Linked DNA regions of Homo sapiens: region 1 is linked to region 2. The links are chromatin loops, found by intact Hi-C in ENCODE. Cell type or tissue: psoas muscle. All regions are shown on one strand. Each heading gives the region's core, and the rest is flanking DNA. Links, peaks and the distances in the headings are about the cores only. Region 1 overlaps SLC25A43 (solute carrier family 25 member 43). Region 2 has its middle 48 kb from the start of SLC25A5-AS1.

Region 1 (15,100 bases), core at 4,629-9,628, 110 kb before region 2:
GCAGGCAGTACAACTGAGGCAGATAGTCTGTTGGTGAATGCCACCTGTTTGAGAAAAACCTCTGTCAAACTTGGTTTTTCCTCTGCTCTCACACCACAACAACAACCCTCAACACAGAAGACTTCTGTGACCAAATGAGTGTGGGGAACCCCACACTCTGATAAATGGACACCAACTAGGTGTCCTCTGATTCAGTTCTGACACTGTCTACCTGGACATAATGTCAGACCAAGCCACAGGTTAAGGGCTTGGTCCCCAAGAATGGCCCCCAACCAGACACTAGTCACAAGTCCAGGCCTCCAGAACTTTTTTTTTTTTTTTTTTAAGACTGAGTCTCGCTCTGTGACCCGGGCTGGAGTGCAGTGCGTGATCTCGGCTCACTGCAACCTCTGCTTCCCGGATTCAAACTATTCTGCTGCCTCAGCCTCCTGAGTAACTGGGATTACAGGCGCCCGCCACCATGCCCAGCTAATTTTTGTAATTTTTTTACTAAAGAGAAGGTTTTGCCATGTTGGCCAGGCTGGTCTCGAACTCCTGACCTCAAGTGATCTGCCTGCCTCGGCCTCCCAAAGTGCTGGGATTACAGGCATGAGACGCCATGCCTAGCCAGGCCTCCAGAACTTCTGACCAACCAGCTTCAAGTTGGGGTTCCCACGACCCCCTCTTTGGGTTCGATTAATTTGCTAGTGCGGCTCACAGAACTCAGGGAAATAGTTAATGTTTACCAGTTAACTACAGAGGATACCACAAAGGATACAGAGAAGAGATGGGCAGGGTGAGGTAAGGGGCAGGGGGTGTGGAGCTTCCATGCCCTCCCTGGGCACGCCACCCTTCAGGAACCTCCACATGTTCAGCCATCCAGAAGGTTCCCAAACCCTGTCCTCTCGGGTTTTTATGGAAGATTTGTTACAGAGGCATGATTGACAACCATGTAGAAATGTGACTGGATGAAAAGCACATGATCTAAACCCAGCAAGGCCTGTCTGTTCAGACTTTTCTTGGCCTCTATGCAGCGTTCCTTTCTCTAGGGCAGAGGTGTCCAATCTTTTGGTTTCCCTGGGTCACACTGGAAGAAGAATTGTCGGGCCACACATAAAATACAATAACACTAACGATAGCTGATGAGCTAAAAAAAAAAAAATTGCAAAAAAATCTCATAATGTTTTAAGAAAGTTTGCAAATTGGTGTTGGGCCACATTCAAAGCCATCCCGGGCCACATGCGGCCTGTGGGCTGTGGGTTGGACAAGTTTGCTCTAGGGTATGGGGCAGGACCCTCTCTGGGATGAGGATCTTTTAACCCACAATCAGATTAGAGTCCTACCTTGGGCAGGTAAAAGGAGGGCAGGAGAAGGTCAAAGAGAGAAAGATTCTGTTTCCTGAGACCTAAAGTGCCCCAACATTATAACAAGGACTAGGGAAGTTAGGAGCCAGGAACCATGGGTGAAAACCAATGTATGTATCATAGCACCACATCACCTTTACTTCCCTGTATGTTTAAAAGCAGCTGATTAACTCAAATGACTGTTTCAGTTAATGCGGCTAAGGTAGGTTGACAAAATGAAGTCAAGACTCCTACAGCTTGAAGATGTTTTTAATCAGTGAGTGTTTACTTGAAAGCAAAAGAGCTAGCCTAGAACCCCTTAAATGCTTTCACCTGAATGCCCACTCTTATTTCTCATGCAGCAGCCCCTGGCCTATGGGCAACTGAAAGAACAGGAAATGCACCTCCTCACTGGAGGTTTGAAGGCTAAGGAACTGGGGATGCTCTCATTTTAAAAAGATAGGCCGGGCACAGTGGCTCACACCTGTAATCCCGGCACTTTGAGAGGCTGAGGCGGGCAGATCACTTGAGCCCAGGAGTTTGAGACCAGGCTAGCCAACATGGCGAAACCCTATCTCTACAAAAAAAAAAAAAAAAAAAAAAAAAATAGCCAGGCATGGTGGCGCACATCTGTAGTTTCAGCTACTCAGGAGGCTGAGGTGGGAGGATCTCTTGAGCCTGGGAGGTGGATGTTGCAGTGAGCCCAGATCATGCCACTGTACTTCTGCGTGGGCGATAGAGTGGCCACCGCACCCGGCCCAGAACTGGGCACTTTGGGAGGCCGAGCGGGGTGGATCACCTGAGGTCAGGAGTTCGAGACCAGTCTGGCCAACATGGTGAAACTCCGTCTCTACTAAAACTACAAAAATTAGCTGGGCATGGTGGCGTGCGCCTGTTGTCCCGGCTACTTGTGAGGCTGAGGCATGAGAATTGCTTGAACCTGGGGAACGGAAGTTGAAGTGAGCCGAGATCGTGCCACTGCACTCCAGCCTGGCCAACAAAGTGAGACTCTGCCTCAAAAAAAAAAAAACGTAATTACTGAGATGCTCGAAGTTATCATTTGAAGAAATTTTGTTCCTTTTTAAGTTTCAACAGAACTGAAAGACTGCACTCCAGTTGGTATTTACCAGGTACTTCTGTGCATTTACACCCCACAGGCAAGCCAGTGTTGACAATTATGTAGATAAAAGTAGAAAATGCTTTAAGTGGGAAGGACTTGGGATAGATGTAAATTAAGAAAGTTAGGCATCTCTTATAGCCAACTAGCATCATATAAATATAGAAAAATGTAAATGTATTATTCATGAATGCTTATATAGTACTATAGTAACTTTTCACTTTGTAAAGTACTTTGAAATGCTGGAAAATATTTCAAGAACTAGTGGAGAGAACTCTAGCACAATCCATAGTTGATTTCTCTGGCCTTTCCCCCTATTTTCTCCCAGATTTGTTGTGCTGTTCACAGATGACCTGGGCCACATTTCCCAGTGGAGCTCCATCATGGCTGGGAGTCTCGCAGGCATGGTTTCCACCATTGTAACATATCCTACAGACCTCATCAAAACCCGGTTGATCATGCAGAACATACTGGAACCATCGTACAGGGGGCTCCTCCATGCTTTTTCTACTATTTACCAACAGGAAGGGTTCCTTGCCCTTTATCGAGGGGTTTCCCTCACTGTTGTAGGTAAGATGGACCTTTTCACCTTGTCCAAGAAAAGGCTATGTTCTCTGAAATTACAAATGTATTGTATACCTTTGTGAGCCACTAAATCAGTTTTACTGAGATCAAGGTTATATGGATTCAACCTACATAGAGGCAATTAGCTTCATTCTATTCCATAGCCATACACTCCACTCCTAAACTTTGGCCAGTTACATCCCCGGGAGGGGAGTAGACCAGAAAGTGGAGGTGACTCAGCAAACTGGTAAGAATGCAATTCTAACCACTCTCCATCTGACTGCAGAAGGAGTATTCAGTGTACATACACATTGATATGCCATGAGGGCAACTAGGGTAGCAACTGTGTCTTCTGGGGTCTTTGTAACCTTTGCCAGAGCTACACATTTATGGCCCAATTGCAAAATCCAGTAGACTTTTTCCCTTTATCTGAACTTGGTTGCAGCATTTGATAAGGTTGACCACCCCTTCTTCTGGAAACTTGGCTTCCAGGACCCCTCCAAGTCCTGGGTGTCTTCCCATCTCTCTGGCAGCTCTTTCTTATCTGACTTATCCGGCCCATCTGGGTCGTCTGATACTGCCAGCCCCTACATGTTGCTCTTCCCCTGGGCTCCTTCCTTAGCTTTCTTTTTACCCTCCCCTTTAGCTTGCTTCTCATCCTCCAAACCCTCCCTAGGTGGCCTCATCTATGCTAGTGGCTTAAGCAAGCGTCAGTGTATTCTGTGACCCTTATTCTCTACCTCTTTAGTAACAATGGCCAACTTTTGGGGGGAAGTACTTACCATGTTCTGGGTACTGGGCCAAATGCATTGCATGCGCTTTCTCATGAGGCCTTATTTTACAGATGAGGAGATAGATGCTTCAGGAAGCTAAGTGACTTGCCCAAGTCCACATAGATAGAAAGCAGGAGAAACTAGCAATAGAACTCCAGAGCCCTCTGTTAGCCCCTGACTGACACCAATTCCCAATGGTAGTATGAGTCCCTGCTGTTGGACACCTTCACCTCCATGCTCCCTAGGCACATCAAATTCAAGATTAACCCTGATGTCCTCGTTGGTCTCAAACTAGCTCTTCCTCCTGTGTTCCCTAATGAATGAGACTACCTTCCTTTCACCCCGTGGCCCAAGCCAGAAAAAAAAGCCTAGGGATCACTTCAACTTCTCCTCTCACTCCACCCCCACTTGAATCACCAAGTCCCGTCGATTTGACTCATCCTCTTTCCCACAGGTCCTTACAACTCAGACTCTCAGGGTCTCCCACAGACTCTGGCTCCTACCTGCTTCCACTCTTGGTATCTCCTGCCCCAGTCTTCCCCGTGCACTGCTGCCCGGCTGAGGTGATCTCTCCACGTGCAATTTCATCGTTTCACGGCCCTCATTTCACTGCTCTCCTTAAAAAGTATTCAGCGACTCCTGAGCTACAGGAGAAAGCCCAAATTCCTTAGGACATTCTAGATCCTTCAGACCTGGCCCCTGCCAGTTTGTCCTACCTCATCTCCTGCCATACCTCCACCTGCATTCATGCTCCAGCCCTTCAGAAAAACTTGGATTTCCTGGAAATACCACTCCCTTTATACATGCTATTCCCTTTGCCTTTCCACTCTGTCAAAGTCTGATGAACTCCTATTTATTCCTCAAGACCCAGTTCAAAAGTTCTCTCTTTCATCAAGTCCCTCCTGACTCCCCCAGGCAAAATTAATCCCTTTGATCCTTGTGTACCTAATGCATTTCATATAGCCCCCCTGTTGTGGCACACATCAGGGGTGTTATACTGACTTTGCCCTGGCTGTCTGTTCTCCTCGATGATGAGCATCTCCAGAAATTAGCCCGCTCCTCTTTCGATTCCCAGCACCTGACATAGGGCCTGGCACATAACCTAAGCTTTCCAGACATTTTCTGAATGAAGGTAAATGGAAGGTTGGTGAGCCAATTAAATAAACATTACATTTTTCTAAAGATAAGCAATTTCACTTGTATTATCCCCTATTTTAAATTTCATTTTGAGGGAGAAATTTAGTCCCTCTGTAAACTAAAGATGGCTCCTAAAGGTTCTGGAAGTTTGTGAAAGTGCCACCTACTATATTACTTACTCACCATCTCAGTTCTTAGAAAGGTGAGGAAGCCACACAGTGTAGGGTGCCCACTGGGCCATGATATGACCATGTCATTCCCAAAGGTGAAGTCAGGTGACCTCCCTCACCATCGAGAGTCTCTCACTTTCCAGTTTTCATAAAATGTTTCCTTCTCAGCTAGAGATCAGTCCCTCCTGTCCTCCAAAACATAATGAGGTGCTGCCCACTGGCTTTTTTTACTTGAGTGATTTTTTCCCCGAACATTAAAAAAAAGCTTCAAACATCTAGAAAAATTAAAAGAAATCTAGAGTATACATCCATGGACCATCTAGATGCTACAATTAACATTTTGCTATTCATCCCTCCAGCCATTCATCAGTCCATTTTTATTTTATTTATTTATTTATTTATTTATTTATTTATTTATTTTTTGAGACAGAATCTTGCTCTGTCACCCAGGCTGGAGTGCAGTGGTGCAATCTCGGCTCACTGCAACGTCTGCCTCCCAGGTTCAAGCGATTCTCGTGCCTCAGCCTCCCAAGTAGCTGAGATTACAGGCACGCACCTCCACGCCCAGTTACTTTTTGTATTTTTAGTAGAGATGGAGTTTCCGTTTTAGTAGAGATGGAGTTTAGTAGAGACGAGGTCAGGCTGGTCTCGAACCCCTGACTTCAAGTGATCCGCCCACCTCGGCCTCCCAAAGTGCTGGGATTACAGGCGTGAGTTACTGTACTCAGCCAGCCCACCTTTTTTTTTTTTTTAATGATTTCAGTGTAACTTGCAAATATCAATACACTTCACCCCTAAACCCTTCAACATGTGTGTCATTAACTAGAGTTCAATATTTGTGTATGGTTCTTTTTTTTGAGATGGAGTTTCTCTCTTGTCACCCATGCTGGGGTGCCGTGGTGCGATCTCAGCTCACTGCAACCTCTGCCTCCTGGGTTCAAGTGATTCTTCTGTCTCAGTCTCCCAAGTAGCTGGGATTACAGGTGCCCAACGCCACACCCAGTTACTTTTTGTATTTTTAGTAGAGATGGGGTTTCACCATGTTGGCCAGGCTGGTCTCAAACTCCTGACCTCAGGTGATCCTCCCGCCTTGGCCTCCCAAAGTGCTGGGATTACAGGCATGAGCCACCACGCCCAGCCGTATGGTTGTTTTTTAAAGTACAATTTACATCCAGTAAAGTGGACAAACCTTTAGTGAACCATTTGATGCATTTTGACAAATGACACAACCCCTACCAAAATATAGCACATTATCGCACTCAAGAAAGTTCCCTCATGCTCCTTGGGTTGGAGGGATTTTAGCAACCCCAGAGCCCCTCCTGTTTTCTTTCCCCGGAATCCCCCCAGGAATTTATGTTCTCAAGCCAGTGTTTTCCCAAGACAGCAGCAGCTTCTCCCTGGCCTTGTTTTGCAGGTGCTCTCCCGTTCTCTGCTGGCTCCCTTCTTGTTTACATGAACCTGGAGAAAATCTGGAACGGACCCCGAGATCAGTTCTCTCTCCCACAGAACTTTGCTAATGTCTGTCTGGCTGCTGCAGTGACCCAGACCCTCTCCTTTCCCTTTGAGACCGTGAAGAGAAAGATGCAGGTGAGGAGTTATCAGAGTGGGGTAGGGGGTGGAATGCTTTGTAGTGTTTGTGGTCGGGTAATAACAGCAAAGAACACTGACCCCAAGTGATGCCAGGTTTCCAAGGAGCTTCTGACTGCTCATAAATACTGTGCAAACCCCCACTCTGTGGCATTTCTGCTGCTAACCTCAGAGCTGTTGGCTTGAGCCCCGGCTGCCTCCTCATTCCCATCCTCTGTTTTTTGGTCTTTTAAGAAGCCTCCAGGCTAGGGGCGGTGATTCACGCCTGTAATCCCAGCACTTTGGGAGGGCGGAGGCGGGTGGATCACTTGAGGTCAGGAGTCCAAGACCAGCCTGGCCAACATGGTGAAACCCCGCCTCTACTAAACAAACAAAAATTAGCTGGGCGTGGTGGCAGGCGCCTGTAATCCCAGCCACTCAGAAGGCTGAGGCAGGAGGATCACTTGAACTTGAGAGGCAGAGGTTGCAGTGAGCTGAGATCGCGCCATTGCACTCCAGCCTGGGTGACACAGAAAGACTATGTCTCAAAAAAAAGAAAGAAAAATAAGAAAGAAAGAAAAAAAAGAAGCCTCCAGATGAGGCTTCTCTTTTCTTTCCTGACTTCCTGATTATATCACTTGTGGCTCTCCTTCCTCCAAGACCAGCAGAGAGTAGAATATGAAATGCAGCCTGCTAATGCTCCCTGTCCTTGCTGCCTCCACAGCAAGGATGCCACTCTTGGTTTCCTCACTGTGCCTTACCTCAGTGAAGCAGACTGGATAGGACCAACATAAGCTAGGAACTGTAGCTAACAAGGGTCCAGCATCCCTGACTCCCTCGCTGAGGAAGGAACTGCATTTAAAATGTGGCAGCATCAGGCCGGGCACGGTGGCTCATGCCTGTAATCCCAGCACTTTGGGAGGCCGAGGTGGGCGGATCCCCTGAGGTCGGGAGTTCGAGACCAGCCTGACCAACATGGAGAAACCCTGTCTCTACTAAAAATACAAAATTAGCTGGTTGTGGTGGCACATGCCTGTAATCCCAGCTACTCGAGAGGCTAAGGCAGGAGAATCACTTGAACCCGGGAGGCAGAGGTTGCAGTGAGCCAAGATTGCACCATTGCACTCCAGCCTGGGCAACAAGAGCAAAACTCTGTCTCAAAAAAAAAAAAAAAAAATGAGGCGGCATCTTAGTGAGACCACTGAGGCAAAATCCTAGAATCAGAAGTTCCAAAGTGAGTAATTGTCTTAGCCTAGAATAAGCCAATTTTGATCAAAGAAAAATCAGACTAGTTCAAATAAGGTTGGGTGGGTAACAGTTATATCTGTACAGTGGGGGCAGGCCCAGAATCCTAGCAGGGCTGAGGTGCTGTATCTTCTCTTAGCCCTGCTCAGGCCCTTAAAATTCAAAAATAGCTAATGCATGCTGGACTTAATACCCAGGTGATGGGTTGATAGGTGCAGCAAACCACCATGGCACATGTTCACCTACGTAACAAACCTGCACATCCTGCACGTGTACCACAGAACTAAAAATAAAAATTTTTAAAAAAATTCCACTTCCATAGGCTAGGCTGTCTCCATGGCCTCTTCTGGGCAAACCCTGATTTATACAAGCAATATATTCCTGAAGAACTCTATAGAAATTAATTTGGGGTCAGCTGAATCCAAGTTTAAATGAGCAGTCCCAGCCAAGTTTGGTTTTCCCCTGTGACTCTAACTTGTCCTCGCTTGCTCAATGTCCCTCCCCGCTCCCGCTTTCCCTCTGTAGTAGTCCCGGCTGCCCTGGGCCATCGCTTACCTCAGCACTAAACAGCCTGAAGGTGCTTATCAAAGCTGCCACTCCACTCCCTGAAACTTCATCTGTCTGGGTTGCATTCCTTTCCTGTCCTTGTCCAAACAGATAATTGTCGCATCATTGTAATGGTAGTATAGGTGCAAAATTTTTCTATTCGTTGGTAAGAAGTCTTTATATATTAAAGATATTAACCCTTTGTCATACATTTCACACAATTTTTCCAGTTTGACATTTGGTGTTTTTTTTTTTTTTGAGAGACAGAGTCTCACTCTGACACCCAGGCTGGAGTGCAGTGGCACAATCTCAGCTCACTGCAACCTCCTCCTCCTGGGTTTAAGCGATTCTTCTGCCTCAGCTTCCCAAGAGCTGGGACTACAGGCATGTGCCACTACACCCAGCTAATTTTTGTATTTTTGGTAGAGATGGGGTTTCACTATATGTTGACCAGGCTGGTCTCGAACTCCTGAGCTCAAGAGATCCACCCGCCTCAGCCTCCCAAAGTGCTGGGATTATAGGCATGAGCCACTGGGCCCAGCCAACATTTGGCTTCTAGTGCTATTTATGTGTTGTTGGTGGTGGTGCTTTGTTGTACATATTTGTAGAATTTTATCTAATTATATCTATTACTTTTTTGTTTGTTTGTTTCTGACTTTGCTTTTCTGCTTAAATGTAAAGTCTGCTTAGTGCATGCTTATCTTTTTTTTTTAAGTATTTCTAATTTTAAAAATAATGCACATTTGGAAGGCCAAGATGGGAGGATCACTTGAGCCCAGTAGTTTGAGACCAGCCTTAGCAACATAGCGAGACCTTGTCTCTACTAAAAATAAAAAATTACCTGGGCATGGTGGTGTGTACCTGTGGTCCCAGCTACTTGGGAGACTGAAGCAGGAGGATTACTTGGGCCCAAGAGGTCGAGGTCACAGTGAGCTATAATCCTGCCACCGCATTCCAGCCTGGGTGACAGAGAGAGACCCTGTCTCAAAGAAAAAAAAAAGTAATGCACATATACTTTAAAATGGTTAAAATGGTTCATTTTATGTATATTTGACCACAATGAAAAAAAAGTAATACACATAAGTTGTAGAAAATTTGGGACATACAGAAAAGTGCAAAAAGGAAAATAAATTACCCATAGCCCAACACCCATGGATTATAATGATTAATAGTTTTCCTTCTATGGACCTTCATATATATACATAAACACACTCACACACATATAAAGATATATAAGGTTATTTCTTTTACAAAATTGTGTTCACACTGTATATAAAAATTAGTATCCTTAGGCCGGGCGCGGTGGCTCACGGCTGTAATCCCAGCACTTTGGGGGGCCGAGGCGGGTGGATCACCTGAGGTCAGGAGTTTGAGACCAGCCCGGCCAACATGGCGAAACCCCGTCTCTACTAAAAAATACAAAAATTAGCTGGTCATGGTGGCACATGCCTGTAATCCCAGCTACTTGGGAGGCTGAGGTAAGAGAATCCCCTGAACCTGGGAGATGGAGGTTGCGGTGAGCCGAGATTGCACCACTGCACTCCAGCCTGGGCGACAGAGCGAGACTCCATCTCAAAAAAAAAAAAAAAAAATTAGTATCCTTTTTTCACTTATTATATAATGGGTATTTCCCTGGGCCATTAAGTATTTAATTATCAAATAATATTCCACCATATGGATGTGCCAAAAATATGTAACAATTTCTCCTTTTTTTAATATTTAGGCTTTTTCTAATTCTTGAGTTATACTAACATTGTAATGAAAACCTTTGCATTTTTTCATATCTGTGATGATATCCTTAGGCTATATTCCTAGAAATTGACTTATAGGTCACAAAATATGAACAATTCTAAGACTCTTCATGAAATGTGCACTCCAGAAAGGTTGTAAGTTTGTAATTCCACCAGCACTAAAGCAGTGGCTCAGCTTCTAAACTCTCAATATTCATTGATATTAATTATCAATATTAATTGTCACTTTTTAAATCATTATGAACCTAATAGCTGAAAAATAGTATCCCATCATTTTAATTTTAATTTGATTGATTATAAGCAAGGTTGCACTGGCCCTTTGTATTTCTTTGTAAGTTTTGTATTTATGTCCTTGCCCTATTTTTCTAGAATATTCAACTTTTTCTATTCATTGGTAAGAAGTCTTTATATATTAAAGATATTAACCCTTTGTCATACATTTCATATATTTTTCCCAGTTTGACATTTGGCTTCTAATGCTGTTTATGTGTTGGTGGTGGTGGTGGGTTTTTGTTTTGTTTTGTTTTTTTAGACAGGGTCTCGCTATGTCGCCCAGGCTGGAGTGCAGTAGCAGTTCAAGCATTTCTCCTGCCTCAGCCTCCCAAGTAGCTGGGATTACAGGCACCTGCCACCATGCCTGGCTAATTTTTGTATTTTTGATAGAGACACGGTTTCAGCATGTTGGCCGGGCTGGAGTGGTGATGTTTTGTTGTACATATTTTTAGAATTTTATCTAATTATATCTATTAGTATTATCTTCTGTTTCTGACTTTGCTTTTGTGCTTAAAAGGCCTATTCTATCCCATGATCCTATGACTATTCACTTATATGTTATTTAAATACTTTTTTAGTTGTGATTTTTACACTTGGCTTCTTTTTTTTTTGAGACAGGGTCTCACTACTGCCCAGGCTGGAGTGCAGTGGTGCGATCTCAGCTCACTGTAGCCTCGACTTCCCAGGCTCAGGTGATTCTCTCACCTCAGCCTCCTGAGTAGCTGGGACTACAGGCATGCACCACCACACCCAGCTAATTTTTTTTTTTTTTTTTTTTTTTTGAGACGGAGTCAGGCTCTGTTGCCAGGCTGAAGTGCAGTTGCACCATCTCGGCTCACTGCAACCTCCATCTCCCTGGTTCAAGCAATTCTCTTGCCTCAGCCTCCTGAGTAGCTGGGACTACAGGCACGTGCCACCACACCCAGCTAAATTTTTTTTTGTATTTTTAGCAGAGACGGGGTTTCACCAAGTTGGCCAGGATGGTCTCAATCTCTTGACCTCGTGATCCGCCTGCCTTGGCCTCCCAAAGTGCTGGGATTACAGGGGTGAGCCGCCGTGCCTGGCCATCATACCCAGCTAATTTTTGTATTTTTTGTAGAGACAGAGACTTGCCATGTTGCCCAGGCTGGTATCAAACTCCTGGACTCAAGCAATCCTACCCATCTCAAACTCCCAAAGTGCTGGGATTACAGGCATGAGCCACTGTGCCCAGCCTTACACTTAACATTTTAATACATTTAGAATTTACCTGGTGTGGCAGGGTGCAGTGGCTTGTACCTGTAATCCCAGCACTTTGGGAGGCCAAGGTGGGCGGATCACCTGAGGTCAGGAGTTCGAGACCAGCCGGGCCAACGTGGTGAAACCCTGTCTCTACTAAAAATGCAAAAATTAGCCGGGTGTGGTGGTGCGTGCCTGTAGTCCCAGCTACTCAGGAGGCTGAGGCAAGAGAATCACTTGAACTCAGGAGATGGAGGTTGCAGTGAGCTGAGATCATCCCATTGCACTCCAGCCTGGGCAACAGAGCAAGACTCAGTCTCAAAAAAAAAAAAAAATTTACCTGGTGCACAGGTGCCGTGACTCCTGCCTGTAATCCCAGCACTTTGGGAGTTTGAGATAGGTAGGATCACTTGAGGCTAGGAGTTCGAGACCAGCTGGCCAACATGGTGAGACCCGTCTCCATAAAAAATACAAAAATTAACTGGGCACACCTGTAACTGGTGCACACCTGTAGTCCCAGCTACTTGGGAGACTGAGGAGGGAGGATCACTTGAGCCCTGGAGGTAGAGGCTGCGGTGAGCCGTATTTGTGCCACCACACTCCAGCCTGGGTGACAGAGCAAGACCCTATCTCAAAAAAAAAAAAAAAAAAAAGAATTTTCCTGGTGCATGATATGAAACAGTCATCTAAGTTTTTTTTTTAATAGTTTACCAATTGTTTAAGCACCATTTTTTGAATAATTCTTTTCTCCACTACTTTGTGCTGCAGCTTTCACCACATACTAAATGTTTATATCTATTCTAGGGTCTCTATCTTAATGACCATAACTTTAGAAAAATGCCTTTTTTTTTTTTAATTTTTTTGAAATGGAGTCTCGCTCTGTCGCCCATGCTGGAGTGCAGTGGCGTGATCTCAGCTCACTGTAACCTCCGCCTCCCAGGTTAAAGCGATTCTCCTGCCTCAGCCTCCCGAGTAGCTAGGACTGCAGGCATGTGCCACCACGCCCGGCTAAGTTTTTGTATTTTTAGTAGAGACAAGGTTTCACCATGTTAGCCAGGCTGGTCTCGAACTCCTGGCCTCATGATCTGCCCGCTTTGGCCTCCCAAAGTGCTGGGATTACAGGCGTGAGCCACCGTCCCCGGCCAAAAAACACCTTTTAATGTCTAGTGGAATATAGCCCTCCTCATTGTTTTTCTTTTCAACATTTCCTTGATTATTTTCGGGCATTTGTTCTTCCTGATAACTTTAGAATTACCTTGTGATTATGATTGGAATTATGTAAAACCCATACACTTGGAGTAATTTATGTAAAATATTTCATCTTTTATTCAGAGACACAGTATGTCTCTCCTTTACTTTCAATCTTCTTTCTTTAGCTTGAACCAGATGAAATTACCAATATTCAACTTTGTTGACATCATTCAAACAGCAATTTCATCTGGTTCAAACCTTAGAAAAGTTGTTTTCTTCAAAGGGAAATTATGCTCTCTCTAAACAAACAAAAAAATAGTTTCTCTTAAAAAATCTGGGGAGAAGTAGGGTAGGAAAGAAGTATGATATACTGTAAGTGTTTTATTCATTTTTTAAAAATCCTGGTCCTAAGAATTTCTCACTGCCAGGGGCATCTCTCCAGCACTTTCAGCCACTTCATGCCTAGTTCAAGGCTTCGCCAGCTTAGCTTCCTCCCCATAGTGGGCCAGTCCAAAACAACCAGGGCCTTGAGCCTCAAGGGGTAGGGCTAGTCCGTGAAAAAGGGTTTCAGGCCAGGTGCGGTGGCTCACATCTGTAATCCCAGCACTTTGGGAAGCCGAGGCGGGTGGATCACCTGAGGTCAGGAGTTCAAGACCAACCTGACCAACATGATGAAACCCCATCTCTACTGAAAATACAAAAAAAAAAAAATTACCCAGGTGTGTTGGCACGTGCCTGTAGTCCCAGCTACTCAGGAGGCTGAGAGAGGAGAATCACTTAAACCTGGGAGGCGGAGGTTGCAGTGAGCTGAGATTGTGCCACCACACTCCAGCCTGGGTGACAGAGCGAGACTCTGTCTCAAAAAAAAGAGAAAAGAAAAGAAAAAGGTTTCAGATGAAGTTCAATGACATCTAAATGGGACGGGTAAGGGTCCCAGTCTTCCCCATAAACCTTAGTTTTGCTTTCTCTTCCTGAGAGCTAGAACAGTGACCTCATCTGGGAGAATCCAGCCAACACCGCATTCTACACCATCTGCATTCTATACCCCTACCACAACAACCCACTATAAACTGGGGTAAGATACACTAGAAGTGGGTATTTGGGGGTAATCCTGATCATCTTTTTCCTCGTATGGGAGCCTTCCAAATAATGCATATATAGAGCATAAGAAGAAGTTTCAAATAGATGCAAAGTCATGATGGTTGTAAAAAAAAAAAAAAAATCCAAAGAGGTAATTGCACTGTTTTCACAAAATAGGATCAACATGTAATTATGAATAACAATATAAATGTCATCCAAAGATATAGGAAGTGAACTTTTAGGGTTTCAGTGAAAGTGTTATTTTGCAGGGGTTAATAAACATACTAATACTTTGTCCACCCTATGTTAAAAAAAAAATTCACCCCCAAGACAGAACTGCAGGCTGCTTTTAAATGCAAACATGGCATTGGGCTTCTCTGGCCATTAGATGTCACTGCAGTAAATGGAGAGTAGCTGAGCATCACCTGATTGGAGCCTGAAGTTCGGTGATCTCTGTCCAGTTAACAACTTCATAATCCCTGCTTGAAATCCATCTTTGGTTTGGAGAATAAGAGGCCTAGAAACCACAGGCTAATGCTAAACTTGTTGGTTTTGTTGTTACTGTTACTTGTCCTACAAAGCACACACTCCAAATTCACCAAGAAGAGAGGGCTTTAATAACAGTCTGTCCTCGCTGGAGCAGGCAGGGTTTGCCAGCAGAATAAGTAACGAGGGACCTTTGCAGGGCCACTGGGCTGCTCTGACCTGAGCACACTTAATGGCAACATTTGCATTCCATTGGCTTTCCCCATTGCACTGCCTGTCATGAAGCAAATCAATGGCAGGTGTCTGTTGGATAACGAGCTACACAGGGAATTTTTCTCGATCCCTGCACTGACTGGCCCCTTTGTCTGGATGTTTCTTTCTCTTAATATGCTTTTCTCTAGACACACACAGCCCATTTAATGGCACATCAGGTTGGAACTCTTTTGAACATAATGACAGTAATCAGAAGTCTTGTTTAACCAGCTGAGCCCTTCCTTCACCATGCTTACACTCATTTTATCCCTTTTTCCTTTTCTTGCCTTGGCTCCTGGCTGGCATGCTAGAGAATGGAGAGGTAAATAAATTATGCATGTGCATGTCTTGATAGAATGGCTTCTGGTGGGAAGGGGGGTGGGTCAGGCCTGTGCACACATGGAATGAG
Region 2 (15,100 bases), core at 4,455-9,454:
TAATAATAATGGCCATTCTGGCTGGGGTAAGGTGGTATCTCATTATGGTTTTAATTTGTATTTCCCTGATGATTAGTGATGTTGAGCATTTTTTATGTGTGTGTTGGCCGTTTGTATATCTTCTTTTGAGAAATGTCTCTTCGTGTCATTTGCCCCCTTTTTAATGGGATTATTTGTTTATTTGTTTTCTTGCTGATTTGTTTGAGTTCCTTGTAGATTCTGTATATTACTCCTTTGTTGGACGCATAGTTTGCAAATATTTTCTTCCATTCTGTGGGTTCTGTTTACTCTGATGATTTTTTCTTTTGCTGTGCAAGAAGCTTTTCAGTTTAATTAGGTCCCATTTATTTTTGTTTTTGTGGCATTTGCTTTTCGGGTCTTAGTCATAAATTCTTTGCCTGCCTAGGCAAAGAATGTCCAGAAGAGTTTTTCCTAGGTTTTCTTCTAGAATTTTTATGATTTCAGGTCTTAGATTTAAGTCTTTGATCCATCTCAAGTTGATTTTTGCATAAGGTGAGAGATAGGGATACAGTTTCATTCTTCTACATGGGGCTAGCCAGTTTGCCCAGCACCATTTATTGAATAGGGTATCCTTTCCCCAACTTACGTTTTCGTATGCTTTGTCAAATATCAGTTGTTTGTAAGTATTTGGCTTTATTTCTGGGTTCTCTATTCTGTTCCATTGGTCTAATATAACTACTTTTATTTTATTTTATTTTTATTATTTGAGACAGTCTCTCCCTGTTGCCCAGGCTGGAGTGCAGTGGCGTGATCTTGACCTACCGCAATCTCTGCCTCCCAGGCTCAAGTGATTCTCCTGCCTCAGCCTCCTGAGTAGCTAGGATTACAGGCACGCACCACCATGCCTGGCTAATTTTCGTACTTTCAGTAGAGATGAGGTTTCACCATGTTGGCCAGCCTAGTCTCGAACTCCTGACCTCAGGTGATCCACAAGCCTCGGCCTCCCAAAGTGCTGGGATTACAAATGTGAGCCACCGCGCCCAGTTAATGTAACTACTTTTATATCAGTACTATTTTGTTTTGGTAACTATAGCCTTGTAGTATAATTTGAAGTCCGGTAATGTGATACCTCCAGATTTGTTCTTTTTGCTTAGGATTGCTTTGGCTATTCTGGCTCTTTTTTAGTTCCATATGAATTTTAGGATTTTTTCTGATTCTGTGAAAAATGATGTTGGTATTTTGATAGGAATTGCACTGAATCTGTAGATTGCTTTGGGCAGTATGGTCATTTTCACGATATTGATTCTACCCATCCATGAGCATAGAATGTGTTTCCATTTGTTTGTGTCATCTATGATTTCTTTCAGCAGTGTTTTGTAGTTCTCCTTGTAGAGCTCTTCCAGAGAGGTATGTTTTTAATAAAATAACTTATCTTTAAATGGAAGCGAAAACGTGTGGAAAACATCCCAATTGGTGAGGCAGGGTGAAAAGAAATACTGCAATTTCTGAAAGCTTTGGATAAACTCACACCTGATAGTTTACCAAAGGACTCAAAGATGACATTTGGGTCTTCATGTTCCATGATGACCTTGTCTGAGTCAGAGGAATCCATGGCTCAGCCACAGGGTGGCATTTTATGTTCTTGTGTTCTCACATCCTTCAAACATCCTCACTGCTGCATATGCACGCCCACACCTTCTTCCCACATCCCGAAACCACTGCCCGAAGACAGGCCAGGTGATCGGCAAAATGAAGCCCCTCAGCTTCCAGTGAGCAGACAGAAGGCTTCTTCTCAGCCCCTCCTTCCCCTTGCTGCTTCCCAGGGGAGAGGCAGACTGTGGCCCTATGATTTTAGGAGCAGTCCCTGTCCCCAGTTGCAATATGGGTTCAACTCCCGACTATTTATTAGTCTTAGGCCTCTTGCTCTGCCCTATTTTATGATGTTCAGAACAACTCTATGAAAATGATAAGGCTGGCATTTTTCAATCCTGCCTCTACACTGCAGGTAGGGGTGAAGCCTCTTCAATATTGTTTTCCTGCTGAGCATGGTGGCTCACGCCTGTAATCCCAGCACTTTGGAAGGCTGAGGCAGGAGGACTGCTTGAACCCAAGAGGTCGAAGCTGCAGTGAGCTATGATTGTGCCATTGCACTCAGCCTGGGCAACAGTGAGACCCTGCCTGAGAAAGAAAAAAAAAAAGTAGTGTTTTTTTCTTACTACTTCTCTTTTCAGAATGCTTTCAACTGCCTGCTATTTTGAGTCCAAATTCGTGGCATGACCTTCAAAAACAAGTTATCATTAATTCAGCACTTACTATGTGCCAGGCGTTGAATCTCTTGTATCCCCTGAACCTAGTAACAACTGTAGGACAGGCATGCCACTATCTTTCAAATGAGTGAATAAATCCTCAGAACAGCCAGAAAAGCAGGTATTATTATTCCCCATTCTATTAATGAGGAGACTGAGGCCTAGAGAAGTTAAGCCACTTGCCTGAGGTCACAGTTAATAAGAAGAAAAATCAAGATTCAAACCCAGGTCTGTCTGATTCTAAATCTTGGGGATGCTATATATATATATAAAAATATATATATTTCTATATATAGAAATATATATATAGAAATATATAGAAATATATATATCTTATTATTTTATTTTATTTTGAGATGGAGTCTTGCTCTGTCACCCAGGCTGGAGTGCAGTGGCATGACCTCTGCTCACTGCAACCTCTGCCTCCCGGGTTCAAGTGATTTTCGTGCCTCAGCCTCCCCAGTAGCTGGAACTACAGGCGTGCATCACCACACACAGCTAATTTTTGTCTTTTTTGGTAGACACGGGGTTCCACCATGTTGCCTAGGCTGGTCTCAAACTCCTGGCCTCAAGTGATCCACCCACTTCGGCCTCCCAAAGTGTGGGGATTACAGGCGTGAGCCACAGTGCCCGGCAATATATGGCTTTTTAAGTCTCCTCCACCCTCAGCCTCCAGAGAGCAGACAGACAGGAACGTTCTGGCCTAGCAGACAGCCGTGTGATATTTTTGGTTCCAGTTATTACCGTGGAGATGGTTGCAGCTTTCTAGGCAGATGGAAGCACGCCAGCTGCCCCATCTACAGACACCGCCCTCCACAAATAGCTTATCAAACCCTGAGGATTGCAATATAATAAAGCAGCTGCCCCTGGGAACTCCCACAGCCCTCCCAGGATACACACCGTTGGCCAGCCCCAACCGCTGGTCCACCCCTGGAAGAAGGACTTCTTGGAAAACCTGTTGTTAGAAGGATTTCCTTCTAGGTAGCTGCTGTGCAGCCAGTAACCAGGGCTGCTCTCAGGGAGGATGGCTCCACCTTTCATTGTGCGGGCCTCCCTGTAGCCAGCTCTGCTCCTGTGGAACCTACTGACCTCTTGTGGGCAGAGTGTAAATGCACTGCAGCTGGACAGCCTCAGAGGGTGCGGGCTTCAGCCAGCTCCTCAGTTTGATTTGTCTCTGACAATGCTGGAGTGTGCTGGTCTCTTGACCTCGCTGCGCCTTGGTTTCCTCACCTATACAATGGGGAATAAACAAATATCCCTGTCCTACTTGAAAACATGAGAAAATACTTTTTTTTTTTTTGAGACAGAGTCTCGCTCTGTTGTCCAGGCTGGAGTGCAGCGGCACGATCTTGGCTCACTGCAACCTCCGCCTCCCAGATTCAAGCAATTCTCCTGCCTCAGCCTCCTGAGTAGCTGGGATTACAGGCACGTGCCACCACGCCTGGCTAATTTTTGTATTTTTAGTAGAGATGGGGTTTCACCATGTTGGTCTGGCTGGTTTCAAACTCCTGACTTCGTGATCCGCCCGCCTCGGCCTGCCAAAGTGCTGGGATTACAGGTGTGAGCCACCGCGCCCGGCCGAGAAAAGGCTTTAATTGGGGGGAAATATATGGGTAAATTCAAGATGCCAAGGTCCCAGGTGGGCACTCACAAAATTGCAGTACCTGACCAGAATGATTAGATATTATCCAACAGTGCTCATTAACCTTTTTAAGTCTGCAGCAGACACAGAAAATGGTATTTGTGTTGCACAAAGAAGGAGGCTTCTTGTGGCCAGAGCTGCCCCAGGCTCAGCCCAGCTACCCCAAAGGCTGAGAGCAGCAACATCTCAGGATTCCTGGAATCTTTTTGCAGCACGTGGGGTTGACAGATGTGACTGTATTATACAAGCAGTTGCAGAAGCAGTGAGCATTGTCAGGATTCTCTTTCTCCTCTTTCCATATAAGTCAGTTAACAAAACGTTTGGGTGGGTGGCCCTACCTCTTAGACACCCACAGAGTCCATAGACACAGGTAGAAACCATCATTGCACAGTTGGGCAAGGGTCTTATATGCCTGGCCCAGGCACAAGGCAGGGTTCCACAGGCTCTGGATCCTTTGTGCTTCTTTTGTAATGCAGAGAAATTAAGAGATCACAGCAGATTGTGTTTTGGGATAATCTGGGTCTGTCAGATACCAAAGAGCCTCCTGTCTCCCGTCAAACCTCGTTTCCTTTTCTCCTGCTGTCTACTTGCACTCCACTGACTCATTCATCCAACAAGCACTTAATAAGTGGCAACCAAGCACCAAACCTTGTGCCAGGTCGTGGGATTACAGGATGAAACTGTTGCCTTCAAGGAACTCAGTCTCATAGAAAGACAGACACAGAAAGAGAGGCACTGGATAGGCTGCAAGAGATCCAGTGGATGTCTGTAAAGAGGAGAGGAAGTGCGAGGGCCTAAGTCAACCTCAGAGAGTCAGGGACACTTGTAAAGACACCTGAAGATTAAATAAGGGGTGGGGGAGGGAAGAGTAACCAGGGAGGAACAAGGCAGCTTTGCAGAGAGAAGAACATATGCAAAGGAGGCCCCAAGACATGACAAAATGAAGCATGTTCAAAGCACTTCAAGTAGCCCAGTTGTGCTAGAATATAAAGTGCTAGATGGGGCGGGGGCGATGGAACCAGACAGGCAAGGGCCACATGAGAGGGGTGCCAATTGAAGGGGTTTTTATTCAATACTTCATCATTTATTAAATAGTTCAGCCACAGGCACGGTGGCTTACGCCTGTAATCCCAGCACTTTGGGAGGCTGAGGTGAGTGGATCGTCTGAGGCCAGGAGTTTGAGAGCAGCCTGGTCAACATGGCGAAACGCCTCTCTACAAATATACAAAAATTAGCCGGGCGTGGTGGTAGGCTCCTGTCGTCCCAGCTACTCTGGTGGCTGAGGCATGTGAATCGCCTGAACCCAGGACACAGAGGTTGCAGTGAGCCAAGATCGCACCACTGCACTCCAGCCTGGGCAACAAAGTGAGACTCCGTCTCAAAAATAAATAGATAAATAAATAAATAAAGGCAACAGGGGGCCACTGGGGCATCTTAAACAGAAGAATGCCATGATCCAAATTACATTTTTTTTTGAGATGGAGTCTTGCTATGTTGCTCAGGTCAGCCTTGGCATCCTGGGCTCAAGATATCCTCCTGCCTCAGCCTCCTGAGTAGCTGGAACTACAGGCACGTGCCACCAAATTACTTTGGTTGTTGGGAAGTAAGTAAGAAGGGAGAGAGATTGTGCTGAGAGAAATCTGTTTTCTGGCTTGAGTAACCAGATACACAGTAGCATTCACTGAATCCGGGAACACAGGGAGGACCCAGTTTGAAGCAGGGAATGAAGACAAGAGCCATTGTGAATACACTGGGTTTGAGATACCTGTAAGACACGAACGTAGGGTGTCTAATAGTCGGATATAAAAGTGTTTCATGGGTAGGGCACAGTGGCTCACACCTGTAATCCCAGTGCATTGGGAGGCAGAGCGGGGAGGATTGCCTGAAGCCGGAAATTTGGGGCTGTAGCAGGCAATGATCACACCATTACACTCCAGCCTCTGTGCTCCAAGCTGGGTGACAGAGCAAGACCCTGTCTCAAATAAATAAATAAAGTAAGTAAAATAAAAAAATAAAGTGGGTGAGGGCCAGATGCAGTGGCTCACGCCTGTAATCCCAGCACTTGGGGAGGCCCAGGCGGGTGGATCACTTGAGGTCAGGAGTTCGAGACCAGCCTGGCCAACATGGCGAAACCCCGTCTCTACCAAAAAATACAAAAATTAGCCAGGCGTGGTGATGGACACCTGTAGTCACAGCTACTCAGGAGGGTGAGGCAGGAGAAGCACTTGAACCCAGGAGGCGGAGGCTGCAATGAGCCGAGATTGCACCACTGCACTCCAGCGTGGACAATAGAGTGAGGAAACAAGAAAAAAAGAAAGAAAGAAAGAAAGAAAGAGGGGGAGAGAGAGGGAGGGAGGGAGGAAGGGAGGGAGGAAGGAAGGAAGGAAGGAAAAGAAAGAAAAGAAAGTGGGAGAGGGCCAAGTGTCCTAGAAATGAAGGGAAGAGGGGATGGCCATCGGAGCCACACTCACATAGAAGTCAAATAAGACAGGGCTGAAAAAGGAGAACCATTTCAGCAGTGATGGAGACCGAAGCAAGATCACAGTAGGCCTCTTCAAGAAGCTTAGACTGTGAAGGGGAGGAAAGAATGAAAGCTAGAAGTAGGCTCTGTGTCAAAGGTTTTTGTTGAAGGCATTAGTTCAAATGTACATGCTGAGGAGGAGAGATGGAGAAAGAGGGGAAGGTTGAGGCTTCAGGAAAGAGAGGAGGTAAGTAATAGAGCAAAGTCCAAGGGGAAGTGAGGAGGACTGAACTGAATACATGGGGGAGGTGGGTGTCAGCCTGGGGCAGGAGGAGGGAGTTAGGGGAGGGGGAGAGGGTGGTGCAGGTTGGATTTGCTGAGCAGACTCTGAGATGGAGATTAGCATGCAGGAGGTTTCTTAGGGAGTACTCTTGGGATCATCACGCGTGGAAAGGAAGGAATGGAAGCAGGACTGGAGAAAGGAGACATTGGGCTGCAATGCAGATTCAACAAAGGCCTCAGCCAGACCTATGGGAAGCTCTGAAGCTAAGAGTGGAGACAAGGGGGCCAGGCCTTTATATCCCCACATCAGTCATTCATTGGACACAGGCTGTCCTGGGAAGGAGGCATGCCCTTGGGCAAAGTGGGTTTCTTCAGCTGAGGCTGTCCCCAAAGGGGTCCACCAGCTGAGGGCTCTCTACTGTTAGGCACTGAGTCTTTCTGTTGTGAAGATCAGGGAAGCACATTGCAGTGTCTCCTATAGAGAGGAAGGGGGCGCTATTGCATTTGAGTTGAATCTGCAGCCCAGTTGGTGTGAGGCTGAAGTTCACGCTGTTGGCTTCAATTTTGCTCCGTGAAGATGGAAACCAATCTTTCTGATGAAAAGGGGGCTAGCTGGGGTTGGGGGCTAGAGGAGAGTGAAATGATGATGAAATGGCTGCTTCAGGACACTGAAGATGCGCTGACCAGGGACATACAATAGGATTGCCAAGCGATGTTAGGGTCTTAGTTGAAACTAAAAAAATCATTTTAGCAGGCCCAAACAGTGTCGCGATTTCAAGGCTCTGTCATTCTTGGTCACTTGGATATCTGTCCTTCCTCCTATGGATTTTTGTTAGTTTTTATGAGGAAATGTCTATATTATTTAGAGGAGAATATTTTGTGAGACCGTGTTCCTAAATTCTGCAACTTTTTACCTAAACTACTTCCTGAACCAGGCCTAAATTCAAGGCCTTCAGTATATAATTACAATTTTCGCTACAACAATCGTTGCTGATGCTAATGATGACAATCTTGCTAGTGGCAAACAAAACTGTGTGGATATTAAAATATTATAAACCAATTAGAAAATGACTTCAGGCCTGACAATAAAGAAGATAAACACTTGTCTACAAGTAGACAAATAAAAATCAGGATTAAATCTAATTAGCAGGCAAATACAAAATGTAGAAAATTACAAAGGAAAACGAAATTTGAAGCTTCAAGGAAAAAAAACACTGCTATAATAACGAAATATAGAACAGGTGGTTCATCAGGTACTAGAGTGACAATAGACAAGTACACCGTCCAATTAAACAATCGGCTTTTAAAATCCATACAGGAATTATGTGGATGATCATTCAAAAACAATGTCTCACTGTTCTGTGAAGAAAGGGTCCCCCACATGAGGGGGAGCAGTTATAATGAGAATTCACTAGGCCTAAAGTGTAGGCTAGGTAACCAACCGTGCCTTGCTCACGAAACCAGCTTGTTATTCCAGAGTAACTATGAGCAAGCAACAACCATGTTCATAGTAGCAGTAGCAATACGGTTCTTTCGTTTTGTTTTTTTTTGAGACGGAGTTTCACCTCTTGCCGCCCAGGCTGGAGTGCAATGGTGCGATCTTGGCTCACTGCAACCTCCGCCTCCTGGGTTCAAGTGATTCTTGTGCCTCAGCCTCCTGAGAAGCCAGGATTACAGGCGCCTGCCACCACGCCCAGCTACTTTTTGTATTTTTAGTAGAGACAGGGTTTACCGTGTTGGCTGGGCTTGTCTCGAACTCCTGACCTCAGGTGATCCGCCTGCCTCAGCCTCCCAAAGTGCTGGGATTACAGGAATGAGCCACCACGCCCGGCCAGCAATACAGTTCTTAGGGGAAAAAATGAAATGTCCAGTTCAAGAATAAAATCAACATTCATGATGGGGCCTCACTCGGCCTCCCTGCACAGATTTGTCACCGAACATACATTTCAACAAAGGCTTTGGTGCCCAAGTGACTTCAATTGTAGAAATTTTAGGACATAAAGGATGGAAGACCTATAGGGAAACTCTTTAGGAGGAATTAACCAGGTGTACCTTAAAATCACTCTAGGGCCGGGTGCAGTGGCTCACGCCTATAATTCCAGCACTTTGGGAGGCCGACATGGGTGGATCACTTGAGGCCAGGAGTTCGAGACCAGCCTGGCCAACATGGCGAAACTCCATCTCTACTAAAAATACAAAAATTAGCCAGGCGTGGTGGTGCACCCCTGTAATCCCAGCTACTCGGGAGGCTGAGGTGGGAGTATCGCTTGAACCCAGGAGGCAGAGGTTGCAGTGAGTCAAAATCATGCTACTAATTAGGAGATATACCTAATGTAAATGACGAGTTAATGGGTGCAGCACACCAACATGGCACATGTATACATATGTAACAAACCTGCATGCTGTGCACATGTACCCTAGAACTTAAAGTATAATAATAAAAAAAAAATCATGCTACTGCACTCCAGCCTGGACTACAGAGTGAGACTCTGTCTCAAAAAAAAATAAAAATCACTCTAGATATGAGGGGAGTCGGTACTCTTTCCAGCCCAACTTTAGAGAACAGCTGGAGATACCCACAGCCTCCAACGGTGGAACACTTCCAGCAAGTATAATCTTACAGCTCTTTTCTACCAGCCTGCCTGACCACGAGGCACTAATCCCAGGAGCTCCAACTACTGTTCCCCAGTCCTTTACCCCCTATCTCAGAAAGACACACATGTACTGTCAACTTAAATAACAGAAAGAGACTCTCTAATAGAAAATGACATTTATTCGGGAATAGGGCATTGCAATGGGAATAATAACACCATAGTAAACTATGTGCATATTCAGGGAGGTAAAGGAAGACAAAGGCTTTTAAAGGAAAAATGGGCCAGGCGTGATGGCTCACGCCTGTAATCCCAACACTTTGGGAGGCCGAGGCGGGCAGATCACCTGAGGTCAGGAGTTCTAGACCAGCCTGACCAACATGGAGAAATCCCGTCTCTACTAAAAATACAAAATTAGCTGGGCATGGTGGCGCATGCCTGTAATCCCAGCTACTTGGGAGGCTGAGGCAGGAGAATCGCTTGAACCTGGGAGGTGGAGGTTGCGGTGAGCCAAGATCACGCCATTGCACTCCAGCCTGGGCAACAAGAGCGAAACTCCATCTCAAAAAAAAAAAAGGAAAAATGAGGATTATATAATTGTTTTTGAAATGATTATCCTTGGCTACAAAGATCAATAACAAGGGTGATGCCAGTCTGAGGCTGGACAGGCAGTTGCTGGGCAGATGTCCTTGCAGAAGTTTTTTTTTGTTATTTTGTGTGTGTGTGTCTGTGTGTGTGTGTGTGTTTTTTTTTTTTTTTTTTTTTTTTGAGATGGAGTTTTGCTCTTGTTGCCCAGGCTGGAGTGCAATGGCATGATCTCGGCTTGCTGCAACCTCCGCCTCCCGGTTCAAGTGATTCTCCTGCCTCAGCCTCCCAAGTAGCTGGGATTACAGCTGCCCGCCACCACGCCTGGCTAATTTTGTATTTTTAGTAGAGATGGGGTTTCTCCATGTTGGTCAGGCTGGTCTTGAACTCCCGACCTCAGGTGATCCACCTGCCTAGCTCTCCTAAAATGCTGGGATTACACGCGTGAGCCACTGCGCCCGGCCAGAAGTATTTTTTGTGTAAGGTTGCAATGGCCATTGTGCAAGGTTGTGGTTTTTGTGGAGTTTTTTGTGATAGTCTTGTTATCATACAAGTGTGAGAATCCTCTCTTACATAGCCTTGCCTAGCTCTATGTGTCAGGGCTTTTTAAAAAATATAAAAGTGACTCCATTTTGATTCTGACAACTTTCACAGTACACATGCACAGAAAAAGTATTGATGATCTTGGTGATCTTCTGAATCTCCAAGGATACCTACCTTACCATGTTCCAGACAATCTACTAAGGGCTTTGTGCTCATATTACCCCTTTCTTCCTCTCAAGAACTCTATAAAGCAGGTACTTCTATTATCCCCATTTTATAGATGAGGACATGGATGCACAAAGAGGTAACATGACTTACTTAAGATCTCAGCCAGTAAGTGACAGAGCCAGGACACAAACCTAGGCGATCTGATAGTAAGGCTGTACATTTCCCCTAATGCTATGATGCCTCCCACATTTTGAGGACTAGACCAGTGATTCCTAACCATTCTTTTTTCATTGGTCCCTCTGAAAATTGGGTGAAATCAACAAATCCTCTCCCCAGAAAAATGCCCATCTGTTCACAAGCACACAGAACATATTTAATTTCAAGGAGCTTGGGGACTCCCTGAAGCTCATCCCTGAAGCCCATGGAGCCCAGGTTAAGAGCTTCTATTGTGTAGGCTAGCACGCTCTCGGGAAGCAATTTGGCCTAGACCCCACCCAACTCATCATACCCCTTGCTTCCCCTGGGAGAGCTCACCCCCTGTGCTTTAGGCTACTCTCACAGCTGAAGTTCAGAATGCTCTAGGGCTTTGTAACCTGGCTTTGTAACCTGACACTTGTGACCTCATATTTGTCCCAACATACTATGTCCATGCCATCTCCTGCTGCACCAGGATGAGGTCTCTACTGGGCTAGCCCAGCCCTGGTCCAGAGAAGATAAGCTCAAAGATTGTTCACAAAGAGAGCAGGGCATAGTGCTTCAACTCCAGAAACAGGGAGGGAAATCAAGTTCCCTGGCAGAGCAAATAAAAACTGGTGATGCCCAAAAGCCAAGACTTGGAAGCAACCTAAGTGTCCATCAACAGGCAAATGGATAAAGAAAATGTGGTACATACACACAATGGAGCACTATTCAGCCATAAAAGAGTGAGATCCTGTCATTTCAATAACATGATAGAACTGGAGGGCATTATGTTAAGTGATATAAGCCAGGCACAGAAAGACAAACTTTACATGTTCTCACTTATTTGTGGGAGCTAGAAATGAATTCATGGAGAGAGAGAGAGTAGCAGGATAGTTACCAGAGGCTGGGAATGGTAGTGGGGAGTTGTGGGGGGGGAAGTGTGGATGGTTAATGGGTACAAAAAATAGAATAAGATCTAGTATTTGATAGCACAACAGTGTGACTATAGCCAATCATTTAATTGTACATTTTAAAATAACTAAAAGAGTGTCATTAGATTGTTTGTAATACAAGGATAAACGCTTGAGGTGACGGATACCCCATTTACCCTGATGTGATTTTTACACATTGTATACCTATATCAAAATATCCCATATGCCCCATAAATATATACACCTACTATGCACCCACAAAAATAAAAAGAAAACTGGTGATGCCAAGGGCTCCCCAAACAATGGCCAGAACTGGAAGTACAGTCAGGAAAGGATACAAGTGGACACAGGTGGAAACCTGCTCTGGGGGCATCTAGGGTGGGTGCTGTGGTTTGGCCTCCCCAACCAGACATTCAGATTTGAGCTGCTCCAGAGCGCTCAGCAGGAAAGACATGTGAGATTCACATTTGAACTCAGAATAGGTCGGGGAAAACCACATTTGCGGTTCATTCATTCTGTCAACAGATGGTATTTAGCATTTGTTTTTTGTTGTTGGTTTTTTTTTGTTTTGTTTTGTTTTTTGAGACGGAGTCTCACTCTGTTGCCCAGGCTGGAGTGCAGGGGCATGATCTCGGCTCACCACAGCCTCCACCTCCCAGATTCAAGCGATTCTCCTGCCTCAGCCTCCTGAGTAGCTGGGACTACAGATGTGCGCCACCATGCCTGGCTAATTTTTGTATTTTTAGTAGAGATGGGGTTTCACTATGTTGGCCGTGCTGGTCTCGAACTCCTGACCTTGTGATCCACCCACCTCGGCCTCCCAAAGTGCTGGGATTACAGCCGTAAGCCACTGCGCCTGGCCTGTTTTTCGTTGTTATTGTTGTTTTTGAGACCAAGTCTCATTCTGTTGCCCAGGCTGGAGTGCAGAGGTATGATCTTGTCTCACTACAACCTCTGCCTCCCGGGTTCAAGCGATTCTCGTGCCTCAGCCTCCCGAGTAGCTGGGATTACAGGCACCCGCCACCACACCCGGCTAATTTTTGTATTTTTAGTAGAGACGGGGTTTCACCATGTTGGCCAGGCTGGTCTCCAACTCCTGACCTCAGGTGATCCACCCACCTTGGCCTCCCAAAGTGCTGGGATTTATAGGCGTAAGCCACCGCGCCCGGACGGTATTTAGCATTTGTTTCCTTACCAAGCAGTTATCTGCCAGGCACTGTACTAAGTTAGCACTTTACAAATATCAACTCACTTAATTTTCACAAAACCATAATGAGATGAGTACTACTATTGTCCCCATTTTAGACACAGGAAACCTGAAGCACAAGAGAGATTAAGCGACTTGGCCAGTTACACAGCTAGTAAGTGACAGAGCCAGGACGCAAATCTAGGCGATCTGATAGTAAGGATGTACATTTCCCATAATGCTATGATGCCTCCCACATTTTCAGGACCAGATCTGTGATTCCTAACCATTCTTTTTTCATCAGCAGAGCTGGGACTCAAACTCAGGCAGTCAGGCCTGCAGCACCCATGCTCTGAACCACCGTCTTCTGCAGCTAGTGTGATCCAGAGGCTTGGCTAGTTACTGGCAATAGAGCAGTGAACAGGCCAGACATGATCTCTGCCTTCAAGGTGTTTACATTCTAGAGTGGCCCCTGAGTAGTCAACAGGCAATTCCATCAAGTTATGATGAGTTCCATGTTGGGGGTCCGGGAGGCTGTGAGTGGGCTCCATATTGGGCTGGGTTCTGGGCTTCAGAGCAGAAGCCAACAGGTTGTAGGGACACCTTTCTTGGGTTCAGGATCAAAGAGGCCAAACAGGAGTAGGGGAGCCATTTCTGATTGTGGGGCCTGCCTTTCAGCTCCCATTCTGAAGCTGGGAAACCAAACAGCTGTGAGTGAGTCTCACATCAGGAACAGAAGCAGCACAGGAACCAAACAAGCGTGGTCACTCCCGCCAGGGGTATCAGAACAGCAGATCCTACAGACCTGTTTCCTCATCAATCTCTCCTCGCAGAGACTACAAGCTCCCTGAGGGTAAGACCTAGGCCTGCCTTTCTCCCTCATTCTCTCAGTGCCCAGCACAAGGTTGGCACCTAATCAACACTCAGTAAACACAGTAGATGCTCAATAAATATTACTTGGATGAATGGATTAAATAAACATTTAATCTACTGTTACCCAGAACTTTACTCTTATTATTATTTTTTATTTATTTATTTTTTAAGACAGAATCTCGTTCTGTCGCCCAGGCTGGAGTGCAGTAGCATGATCTCGGCTCACTGCAACCTCTGCCTCCCAGGTTCAAGTGATTATCGTGCCTCAGCCTCCTGGGTAGCTGGGACTACAAGCATGTGCCACCACACCTGGCTAATTTTTTGTATGTTTAGTAGAGACGGGGTTTCACCATGTTGGCCAGGCTGGTCTCGAACTGCTGACCTCAAGTGATCCACCCGCCTCGGCCTCCCAAAGTGCTGGGATTACAAGCGTGAGCCACAACGCCCGGCCCGGAACTCTACTAGACTCTGGGGTATAGCAGTGAACAACAACAGAAAAAATCCCTGTCCCCACTAAACTTTTAGCTTATAGTGGGAGCACCAGACAATGAGCAAAATGAGCAAATATTTATATAGGGTTTTAGCGAAAAACTATAGGAGGAGAGGGGGATAGGAAGTATGAGGAGGCGATGAAATTTTAGATACAATGGTCAGCAAAATCCTCTGAGAAAATGACATTTTCTCAGACAAAATCAAGACCTGAAGGAAGTGAGGGTGGGCCGTTTGCAGATACCTGAGGAAAAAATGTCAAGGCAGGAATGTGCCTGGCATGTCTGAGGGCCAGGGAGGAGATCACTGTGGCTGGAGCAGAGTGAGCTGATAGGGACTGGAGTAGGAGTTGAGGTCAGAATGAATGAACAAGTGGAGACTGGGAATGGTACCAAGAAGCAGGGGAACCAAACCAGTTCCACAGCCAGAAGCCCTCCAAGTCCTGACTGGCCCCATGGGGAAAGGGAGAGGAGAGCCCCCACAAGAGTGCCTATTAACTCACACTCCTCCAGCTCCATTCCAAAGGCATGACTTGAGTCCCTACCCCATGCCCAGCCCTGAAACTCCTGGAAAAAAAGCAGGATATTCCTTGAACCTCCTCTTTCTCCTCAATTGGGAATAAGGGCTGAGCTGGCAGGAACAAGCTGAGATTGAGAATTGACCTGTAGAGCTTACACAGTCCACCCTTCCTCCAGAATATTCCATTTGTCCTTGGAGACAGCATGACGGAGCCATGATGGGCTCTGGCCATCTGTTCCCTCTGGTCCTTCTGAAAGAAAACACTTTCAGACCAGGCACCGTGGCTCATGCCTGTAATCCCAGCACTGTGGGAGGCTGAGGAGGGAGGATCATTTGAGGCCTGGAGTTTAAGACCAGCATGGGCAACATGGAGAAACCCTGT

Evidence for each region. A loop is a pair of places that touch in the nucleus more often than their neighbours do. Peaks named below come from ENCODE experiments on the same cell type or tissue, not always from the same donor. Only the 100,000 strongest peaks of a DNase experiment are listed, where the experiment ranks them.
Region 1: a loop joins it to region 2, with 2.4 times the contacts of the local background. A loop is called at or near these places in 18 of 110 quality-filtered maps.

Annotation. Positions count from the first base shown.
Region 1 is chrX:119,403,693-119,418,792 of GRCh38, forward strand. It overlaps SLC25A43 (solute carrier family 25 member 43), which reads left to right. Exons shown (of 5, transcript NM_145305.3): 2 at 2,768-3,009; 3 at 6,498-6,670. Among named protein-coding and RNA genes, the nearest start is that of SLC25A43, 12 kb to the left of the region's middle. In psoas muscle, for the core only: no CTCF peak of the experiment used is centred there; a DNase peak (open chromatin) is centred at 6,959.
Region 2 is chrX:119,509,312-119,524,411 of GRCh38, forward strand. No RefSeq gene overlaps it. Among named protein-coding and RNA genes, the nearest start is that of SLC25A5-AS1, 48 kb to the left of the region's middle. RefSeq lists a silencer at 3,215-3,509. In psoas muscle, for the core only: a CTCF peak has its summit at 7,147; no DNase peak of the experiment used is centred there.